Regions from separate parts of the Homo sapiens genome. Here all the other regions are linked to region 1. The links are chromatin contacts, found by Hi-C or POLR2A ChIA-PET in ENCODE. All regions are on one chromosome and are shown on one strand. The core of a region is the stretch at or near the end of the contact, and the rest is flanking DNA. Distances in the headings are between cores, read along the strand shown.

The links. Hi-C counts contacts between places; a loop is a spot of excess contacts on that map. ChIA-PET counts read pairs that join two places held with the same protein, here RNA polymerase II (POLR2A). Pooled maps may share reads with other maps.
Region 2: a loop to region 1 is called in a pooled map, with 3 times the contacts of the local background. The contact joins the promoter of CENPS-CORT here to the enhancer-like site in region 1. A Hi-C loop is called at or near these places in 1 of 50 pooled maps. POLR2A ChIA-PET finds 5 or more read pairs at or near these places in 4 of 52 experiments (A673, HCT116, OCI-LY7 and 1 more).
Region 3: a loop to region 1 is called in a map with no recorded cell type, with 21 times the contacts of the local background. The contact joins two enhancer-like sites. A Hi-C loop is called at or near these places in 1 of 37 single-sample maps with no recorded cell type. POLR2A ChIA-PET finds 5 or more read pairs at or near these places in 1 of 52 experiments (naive thymus-derived CD4-positive, alpha-beta T cell).

What each region holds. Positions count from the first base shown.
Region 1 is chr1:9,798,758-9,801,986 of GRCh38, forward strand. All of the region lies in intron 1 of CLSTN1 (calsyntenin 1), which reads right to left. Among named protein-coding and RNA genes, the nearest start is that of CLSTN1, 24 kb to the right of the region's middle. Within about 2 kb of position 1,519, at least 4 of the 41 ENCODE cell types and tissues checked have a DNase peak (open chromatin) inside an H3K27ac peak, as active enhancers do.
Region 2 is chr1:10,429,058-10,432,377 of GRCh38, forward strand. It overlaps CENPS-CORT (CENPS-CORT readthrough), which reads left to right and starts at 1,376. Exons shown (of 4, transcript NM_199006.3): 1 at 1,376-1,511. The coding sequence starts at 1,461. CENPS (centromere protein S) reads left to right here and starts at 1,376. Exons shown (of 5, transcript NM_199294.3): 1 at 1,376-1,511. The coding sequence starts at 1,461. RefSeq lists a silencer at 1,474-1,723 and an enhancer at 1,974-2,023.
Region 3 is chr1:10,494,456-10,497,355 of GRCh38, forward strand. It overlaps PEX14 (peroxisomal biogenesis factor 14), which reads left to right. Exons shown (of 9, transcript NM_004565.3): 2 at 819-866. Among named protein-coding and RNA genes, the nearest start is that of PEX14, 21 kb to the left of the region's middle. RefSeq lists a silencer at 217-511 and an enhancer at 974-1,033. Within about 2 kb of position 1,541, at least 20 of the 41 ENCODE cell types and tissues checked have a DNase peak (open chromatin) inside an H3K27ac peak, as active enhancers do.

The DNA.
Region 1 (3,229 bases), core at 269-2,768:
ATGTTAGGAGATTAGAAGTTGCTAATCTGTCCTAATAACAAGTAAAAAAGCCAAAGAAACTGAAAAATCAAGAACTATTCTTAGATCCCTAAGAGAAGTGAGATCACAAGGCAATTGCTGCCCCCCAAAATTGGAGACAGGCTGCGTGTGATGGCTCGCACCTGTAATCCCAGCACACTTTGGGAGGGCGGGGCAGGAGGATCACTTGAGCCCAGGAGTTTGAGCCCATTCTGGCAACAAAGTGAGACCTCATCTCTTACTAAATCAAAATAAATTAGCCAGACATAGTGGTGCACGCCCATGGTCCCAGCTACTCAGGGAGCAGAGATGGGAGGACCACTTGAGCCCAGGAGGTCGAGGATCCAGTGAGCCCTGATCGTGCCACTGAACTCCAGCCTGGGTGACAGAGCAAGACCCTGTCTCAAAAAAGAAAAAAATACATAAATTTTAAAAATTGGAGACACAGGCAAATACACAAGGAATCACAATTTACAGAGCAGAAACCTCCATGGGAACCGGTGCCAGGGTAGGAAAACCTAAGCTGTAATCGACAAACTGCTGGAGTTCAATGTGCAGAACTCTGAGAGTTAAAAATTCCAGGGAGCCGGGCGCGGTGGCTCACGCCTATAATCTCAGCACTTTGGGAGGCAGAGGCGGGTGGATCACGAAGTCAGGAGATCGAGACCATCCTGGCTAACACGGTGAAACCCCGTCTCTACTAAAAATACAAAAAATTAGCTGGGCATGGTGGCGGGCGCCTGTAGTCCCAGCTACTTGGGAGGCTGAGGCAGGAGAATGGTGTGAACCCGGGAGGCAGACTATGCAGTGAGCCGATATCGCGCCACTGCACTCCAGCCTGGGCAACAGAGCAAGACTCCATCTCCCAAAAAAACAAAAAAAAAATGCCAGGCGCGGTGACTCACGCCTGTAATCCCATCACTTTGAGAGGCCGAGGCAGGCAGATCATGAGGTCAAGAGATCCAGACCATCCTGGCCAACATGGTGAAAACCCGTCTCTACTAAAAATACAAAAATTAGCTGGGCGTGCTGGTGGGTGCCTGTAGTCCTAGCTGCTTGGGAGGCTGAGACAGGAGAATCATTTGAACCCGGGAGGCGGAGGTTGCAGTGAGCCAAGATCGTGCCACTGCACTCTAGCCTGGGTGACAGAGCAAGACTCCGTCTCAAAATAAACAAACAAACAAAAAACCACACATAAATGTAACACGTGGATCAACAAAGAAATATCGAGGAGTTTTAAAATGTTTTGAACTAAATGAAAAAGAAAATATAATTTATCAAAATGTGTGGGATGTAGTGAAAGCAGTGCTTAGTGGAAAACTTAAGCATTTAATACATATATTAGAAAAAAAGAAAGAGCTAAAATCAATCATATAAGCTTCAACCTTAGGAAACTAGAAAAAGATCAGCAGATTAAATACAAAGAGAGCAGAAGAAAATGAAATAAAAACTGAAACAAAAATCAATAAAACTGAAAACAGGAACTCAATAGAGAAAACCAACAAAACCAAAAGCTGGTTTTTTGAAAAGATCAATAAAACTGATAAGCCTCTAGCCAGGCTAACTATGAAAAAAAAAGAGAGAAGACACAAATTCCTAGTATCAGAAATGAAAACAGGAACACCGCTATAAGACCCCATGGATTAAAAAGATACATAAAGGGGCTGGGCATGGTGGTTCACGCCTGTAATCCCAGAACTTTGGGAGGCCGAGACAGGAGGATCACGAGGTCAGGAGATCAAGACCATCCTGGCTAATACAGTGAAACCCCGTCTCCACTAGAAAAAAAAAAAAAAAAAAAAAAATTAGCTGGGTGTGGTGGCAGGCGCCTGTAGTCCCAGCTACTCAGGAGGCTGAGGCAGGAGAATGACGTGAACCCAGGAAGCGGACCTTGCAGTGAGCCATGATCGTGCCACTGCACTCCAGCCTGGGCGACAGAGTGAGATTCCATCTCAAAAAAAAAATAAAAATAAAATAAAATAAATAAATAAGAAAAAAAAATACAAAAAAAATTGGCCAGGAGTGTGGTGGCATGCTCCTGTAATCCCAGCTATTCAGGAGGCTGAGGTAGGAGAATAGCTGGAACCTGGGAGGCGGAGGCTGCAGTGAGCCGAGATTGCACCATTGCACTCCAGCCTAGACAACAGAGTGAGACTCAGTCTCAAAAATAAATAAATAAATAAATAAGAGGCTGGGTGCGGTGGCTCACACCTGTAATCCCAGCACTTTGGGAGGCCGAGGCAGATGGATCACCTGAGATCAGGAGTTCGAGACCACCCTGACCAACATGGAGAAACCCCAACTCTACTAAAAATACAAAATTAGCTGGGCATGGTGGCAAGCACCTGTAATCCCAGCTACTTGGGAGGCTGAGGCAGGAGAATCACTTGACCCAGGCGGCGGAGGTTGCAGTAAGCTGAGATCGTGCCATTGCACTCCAGCCTGGGAAACAAGAGCGAAACTCCATCTCAAAAGTAAATAAATAAGAAATATTATGAACAACTCTATGCCTAAAAATTTGATAACCTAGATGAAATTTATCAATTCCCTGGAAGATACAATCTGCCAAAACTCACCCAAGAAAAAGCAAACAATCTAAATAGACCTGTATCTCTTAGAGAAACTAAATCAACAATTAATAACCTTCCAAAACGAAAAGTACCAGACCCAGATGGGTTCACTGGTGAATTGTACCAAACATTTAAGGAAGAAATTACACCAATTCTCTACAGAAGCAAAGGGAATACTTCCTAACTCATTCTGTGAGGTCACCATTATTGTTCGTTTGTTTTTGTTGAGACAGAGTTTCGCTCTTGTTGCCCAGGCTGGAGCGCAGTGGCACGATCTCGGCTCACTGCAACCTCTGCCTTCTGGGTTCAAGTGATTCTCCTGCCTCAGCCTCCCGAGTAGCTGGGATTACAGGCATGCACCACCATGCCCGGCTAACTTTCTGTGTTTTTAGTAGAGATGCGGTTTCTCCATGTTGGTCAGGCTGATCTCGAACTCCGGAGCTCAGGTGATCCGCCCACCTCTGCTTCCCAAAGTGCTGGGATTACAGGCGTGAGCCACCACGCCCGGCCTCGGCCACCATTATTCTATCAAAACCAGACAAAGATGTTACAAGAAAACTACACACCAATATCTCTCATGAACACAGATGCAAAAACCCTCAACAAAGCAAGCAAAAAAACAGCAAACACATGTTTACTAT
Region 2 (3,320 bases), core at 126-2,625, 630 kb after region 1:
TGTGACTTGCTTGGGGTCACCAGGCTCAAGGGAGGGAGCTGGGCTTTGCAGCCACAGTGTGCTCTAAATGGGGCTGCTCACCAACCAGCGACCGGCCTTCTCTCCTGCTGCAGGCTTGGTCTCACTCTGGATGGCCTGCCCTGCCCAGCCCCATGCTGCCCATTAGGGGAATCCGTCAGAGGCTTGCCCTGCTTGGGCAGGAGGACTGTCCAGGTAGACTGGGATGCCCACAGAGAGCAGTGGACAGAGGCGAGAAGTGCCTGTCATTTCCAGATGCCACCCACTGAGCAGATGCAGAGGAAAGTCCTCAGAAGGCTGATTCCTCCAAAAAGCTTTGATCTGGGTTTCAGCCCCTGGCAAGCTTAGGGAACTTGAGGGACGTCCCTGGGAAAGGAAGACAAGGAGTGGCTTTATGTGCTTTCCTTCGTTCTGAAAGTAGCACCTGCTTGTGACAAATGCAGAATACAGAAATATAGGCAATAAAAAATAATAAAACAAAAACCTAGAAATACAGGCAGGGCATGGTGGCTCACACCTGTAATTCCAGCACTTTGGGAGGCTGAGGTGGGATGATTGTTTGAAGCCAGGAGTTTGATACCAGCCTGGGCAACATAGTGAGACCTGGTCTCTACAAAAAATAAAAATTAGCCAGGTGCGCTGATGCAGGCTTGTGGTCCCAGCTACTTGGGAGGCTGAAGTGGGAGGATCACCTGAGCCCAGGAGGTGGAGGTTACAGTGAGTCTTGGTGGTGCCACTGCACTCCAGCCTGGGCGGCAGAGTGAGACCCTGCCTCTCAAAAAACTACAATAAAAACAAACCAAAATTGGGTTTGATGGTCTCACTTCATCGTTAACATAAAGGAAAAACAGTAACACTTGTGTCAGAACTATACTCCTGCCAATGGCAACAACGCAGTTCCTGTTCCACTCGCTGAATGAGGTCACGGGTCGTTCACTCATTGTAGTCTTTGTGACGCTATTGTTGGTGATAGAATGATAAAGTTGATGGTCGATTTTGCAAGATACACCTGAGGTACAGGTGCATGGAGCTCCTGATAATGTGTACTGCGTTACATGATCTGTAAATCGTGGGCTACGCATCCTCTACACCCGACTGGAACACGCTTTGCACCTATGCGCACACGTGTTTCGCGGAGAGTGGTGCTCAGCGTTGTGCCAGGCGCTGAATCAGGCTCTGGGGTGCAGCAGTGACCTCGGTGGTCATGTCCCCGCGTCGCCCGGCCACCTCCGCAGAGCAAGCTGAGCAGGGGGCTGGCTGGAGGCCGACGGCGGAATCCCCTCAACGGAGCGCCGCCAGGGGGCGCGCGAGGCAGGGCGGAGCTGCGTACTTTGTCCGCCCGCGCGGCCCGTCGCTCGCGCCGCGGCGGGAAAATCCGACCTGGCCGCGCACCACCGCCCCTTCTCGGCCCTCCTGCGTTTGCCCAGGGTCGGCCCGCAGTGATGGAGGAGGAGGCGGAGACCGAGGAGCAGCAGCGATTCTCTTACCAACAGGTACAGGAAAACGGGGGTCGGGCTGGGCTGGGGCAGGACGGCGTCGAGTTTCTGGACAGAAAAGTACCCGGCAGCCCCCGGCGGCTTCTCATCGGCACCCCGCCCCCGGGCGCCCCCCGCGGCTGCGCATGCGTTGGCTTAACTGCCGCGGGTGGTGCTGGGAGGCGGTTTCCGCGGCAACGCGGCTGGACCCTGGCCTGCGCTGGCTGGGGAGGAAGCGGTTCTAGGGGAGCGTGCGGGCGCCGGGGTCCGGCGGCGAGAGGCCACCTTCTGGCCTTGCGATGAATCCTCGGTTTCCCCTTCTCAGATGGGGTTTTCGTGAGGGTACAACGTCGGCATTAGACATTCCAGGTGACGCCCGTACGCGGTGGGCGGTTCGGGCCGGAGCTCTGGAACGCTGGCCCTGGAGGCGTCGACCCCTCGTTACTGATGCAGGGACGCGGTGCGGACCAGTCAGGCCCAGAGCTCGTCCTTAGATGTGGGTTCGAATCTCTGCCCCGCCAACTTGTGATCGTATCGACTCGGCCCAGACGCAATTTTCTTCTCTGCAAAATCGTCATAAGAATAATCACTTGTCAGGGTAGCTGCGGGCATCCCATTCGTTCCTTTCATCAGCGCCGGGCATATGGGGCGTCAGAGGCTGAGAACGTTGCCGTGAAGAGGCTTAAAAGCAAGACCCGGAGTGGCGACCTTAAAGAGGACGGACTGAAGAAACGCGGGAATGAGCTCCAGACGCGGGAGTTTCCTCTCTACAAAGTTACACTGCAGCAGCTGTCTACCCTGCCCCTTGTCTTTTGAGAAGTTCAAACCTTCAGAAAAGTTGCAAGAACACGGTACAGAATGCCCAGATGCCCGTCACCTTGATTCACCACTAGTTAGCATTTTGCTCTGTTTGCTCCCATGCTTCCCTCCCAGCCCCGCGATTGGAGAATTAATTGCAGATATTTTGACACTTCGCCTTTACATTTTAATTCTTTAGTACACATCTCCCAAAAACAAGGCATTGGCTGGGCGCGGTGGCTCACGCCTGTAATTCCAGCACTTTGGGAGGCCGAGGTGGGCAGATCACTTGAGGTCAGGAGTTCGAGACCAGACTGGCCAACATGGAAACCCCCTCTCAACTAAAAGTACAAAAATTAGCCGAGTGTGGTGGCAGGTGCCTGTAATCCCAGCTACTCGGGACGTTGAGGCAGGGGAATCGCTTGAACCCGGGAGGCGGAGGTTGCAGTGAGCCGAGATCGCACCATTGCACTCCAGCCTGGGTGACAGAGCGAGACTCCATCTCAGAAAAAAAAAAAAAAAAGGCATTCTCCTACTACATCATTTCAATAAATTGTCCCACTCAGGAAGTGGGACAATTAATTTTGATAAAACTCTATTGAATGTGCATTGTCAAGTGCCCCCACTTGTCCTAAAGATGTTTCTTTTAACTGTCTTTTTTCCTTCATCCAGGATTCAGTTAAGGATGGTGCATTGCATTTAGTCATCTTTGGTCCTGCCTACCCTGTTTTTTTTTGGTTGGTTTTTGTTTTTTTTGAAACGTAGTTTCACTCTTGTTGTCCAGGCTGGAGTGCAGTGGCTCCATCTCGCCTCACTGCAACCTCCACCTCCCAGGTTCAGGAGATTCTCCTGCCTCAGCCTCCTGAGCAGCTGGGATTACAGGCCCCTGCCACCACGCCCAGCTAATTTTGTATGTTTAGTAGAGACAGTTTCACCATGTTGGCCAGGCTGGTTTTGAACTCCTGACCTCAAGTGATCTGCCCGCCTTGGCCTCCTAAAATGCTGAGATTACAGGTGTGAACCACTGTG
Region 3 (2,900 bases), core at 291-2,790, 700 kb after region 1:
CTTTTGGAGATTTGTAAATTTCTTCAGAATCTGTCTCTACCTCTGCCTCTCCCTTTCTCTAAATTTTGGCCAGATCAGTCAAGGGTCGAAGGCGCCTGTGAGGGTGAGGTAGTGGCCCCAAGGAAGAGGAAACGGGCTAGAGCCAGGGCCTCGGCCACAGTGCTGCCTGCTCGCCTGGAGGTTGGTCTGCTTATATGCCAGCCTGTCACTAGCTTATTTCCAAGAAGGATTTAAGCCTGGGGCTTTCTTTACTATTGTGGGGTGGTGTCCTTAGTGGCAGGTGATGAATAGGAACCTGTGTAGTTTACTGGCTTCTGGGCTCCAGAAACTAGATGCCCAGAGAAAATCCTGAGCGTGGGCAGCTGGGGCCCCCTGGTGGTGGAATCTGGTTCTCCACTGCTGCGCGACTTTTCTTCCCAGTCCCCTGACGTTGGGGAGGTGGCAGAAAGAGGAGGTGTTGTGCTCTCTCTTCAGGCCTTTTCTCTGGACTCTACTCTTCCCGTGGATTTTGGGATGGTCCCCAGCCCTTGCTGCTCAGTAGGTGATCGTGGGCCTTCCTGAGCAGAACCAAGCCTTGTTCTTGGAGTGGTGTGACAAGTGAACCCAGAAACAGTCTTCATCTTCCCTGGTGAATTCAGACTCTTTGGGCTACTTTTTACAGGTAGTCCACTGCAAAATACTCTTGTGTCGTGAAAAACCAGTGAGAGATGTGAGAAAGAGGTGCCAGCGTGCATCGTTTGAGAACGGAACATCTTTGGTTTTTTGATGTCCATTGGGTGGCACTGTGATCTTATTTTTGTTTCCATTTTTCTCTGCAGCCAAGCTCTACTCCAGGAAGTGAAAATGTGCTGCCTCGAGAGCCGCTGGTAAGTACCCAAGATATGTGGTATCACTTTCTAGTAATTAAAATGCCACGCGAGTGAAAAGAAACCTTCTGTTCCTATGGTTCTGCGTCAGTAGTGTCCCTTTAAAAGTAGCTGTTACCTAGAGACTGCCTCTGTCAGTGACCTCTGACTTCTCTTCTCGCGTGTGGGGACGAGTGAGATCTCTCCTTAGTAAAGGCTGGTCCTTTCTAGGACTAAAAGCATCCACCCCAGATGGTCCTGCACCACTTTGTTTGTGGCTGATCAATAGTAATTAGTGAGATTCCTGCGCCCGTGGGAGGCTGAGGTGGAGTGAGGTGGCTGGGCTTCTAGATTGTTTGAAGTAGCCGCCCTCTGCTCTGCCCCTCAGGGTGCGAGCGCCTCAGTGGTCTTTAAAGAACAGGTAAGCGATGGAATTCTGGTTTTGCCTGGTCAGTAATTGTGTGATTGTCATTCCCAACGCTGTCTTCTTAGACTATGGATAGGGAAGAGGCCTATTAAGCACTGCAGGTAATTTTCTCTCCCAAGTGCTTTTCATTTGGTGGCCAGAGTCCCAGGCTGCCCACCCCATTTTCATTCTTTTTTGCTTTTCAGGGCCTGCTGTAAGTCCTCTTGGCTGGGTAGTAAGACTGGCTCTGTATAAACCAGATAAGTTTGATGGGAGAGCCAGCTCTAGGTTTAACTTTTCAGAGCTTTTTCTTCCTGCGTAGCGATAGCAGGCGTAGGGCTGTACTGCCAAGGCTTTGTTTCAGCAGGGCCTGTGGTTTCACCTGTTCTGCTTCACTCCCCTTCTGGCAGTCGCGGGAGGAGATGACGTGAGGGACTTAGCGGGTATGAACACGTCTGAATTCCAGTGTGTACGAAGGCTTTCCCAGGCTGAGGGCGAGTTGGATCCAGTTGAGCTGTCTGTAGAAAGGCCGAGGTGATACAAGCACTGCTGGGACTGTTTCAGGGGAGCAGTGTTGTCATTCATGTCACCTGCTGTTACGTCACCAGTTACGGGCTTATATCCCAGCACTCCCACGGTGGCCTCGTTTCACTCTTTTGGTATTGCCCAGTTCCTTCCTTGAGGTCATGGTGGTGGGAAAGCCCAGGAGGCCCCACCTTGCTAGTCTCTCCGGACGTCTGCCTGCTTCCCTGGGGCCTGCCTCAGTGCCCCTCAGGCCGAAGTTGTGGTTGTTTTAGACTGAAGTGCAGATTGAACACCATAGGCCGCTGCAGTCCTTTCCTTCCTCTCTCTTTTCAAATTTTGATGTACCCATTTAACTGGTCATCGGAGGAGTGGCCAGTCCATCTTTTGGGGCTTGATTCGACAAGCTCTTTGGGAGCCCTGAGCAGTTGGCCAGCTCACTGATTTCTGGTATTTGGAGCCCTGCAGACCCCTTGCTCTGCTAGTGTTTCTGTGCCCTGCTCTTCCTGCTGTACTGTGCATCTGCTTGTTGGTTGGTTGTATTTTTATTTCTTTCTTTTCTGGGAGGCCCTGAGCAGTCTTCAAACCCTAGTAGCCTGTGATCGTCCAGAGTTCAGACTCATTCTCTCCAGGCCAACTCCACAATTACCTTATATTTAATTAATATTTTTTCTCCTCTTTACGTACTTGCTGCATAATTGCTCAGAGGAAAGAAAACACATAGCGGCAATTTATATATATATATAAAATAATAATTAAAAAAACCCCCGAAATAAACTCCCATCTCATTTGGGCTGATCCTATGAGTTGGGTAATTAGGGCCCTATTAAAAGGTAGACCCTTTCTCCTTCCCCCACTTTTTTGTTTATTAAATTTTTTATATTAAACTCCCACAGTCTCTCAGTCATGCCCTTATTGCTTTTGGCCAAGCATTTGCAGCAGCCTGATTAAACGGGGGCACCAGCTGAGTCGCGTGGTCTTGTGTGAACTGCTTCTTCCTCCTGGGAGTGGTGTTGGGAGGGTGTCAGGCAGAGGAGCCCGCTGAGGACTCGTGTGGCAGGGCGGGGGCACAAGATGGGCAGCCCCCTTGCACAGAAAGCCCCACAGCTCAGTGTGGTGGTGTTGCG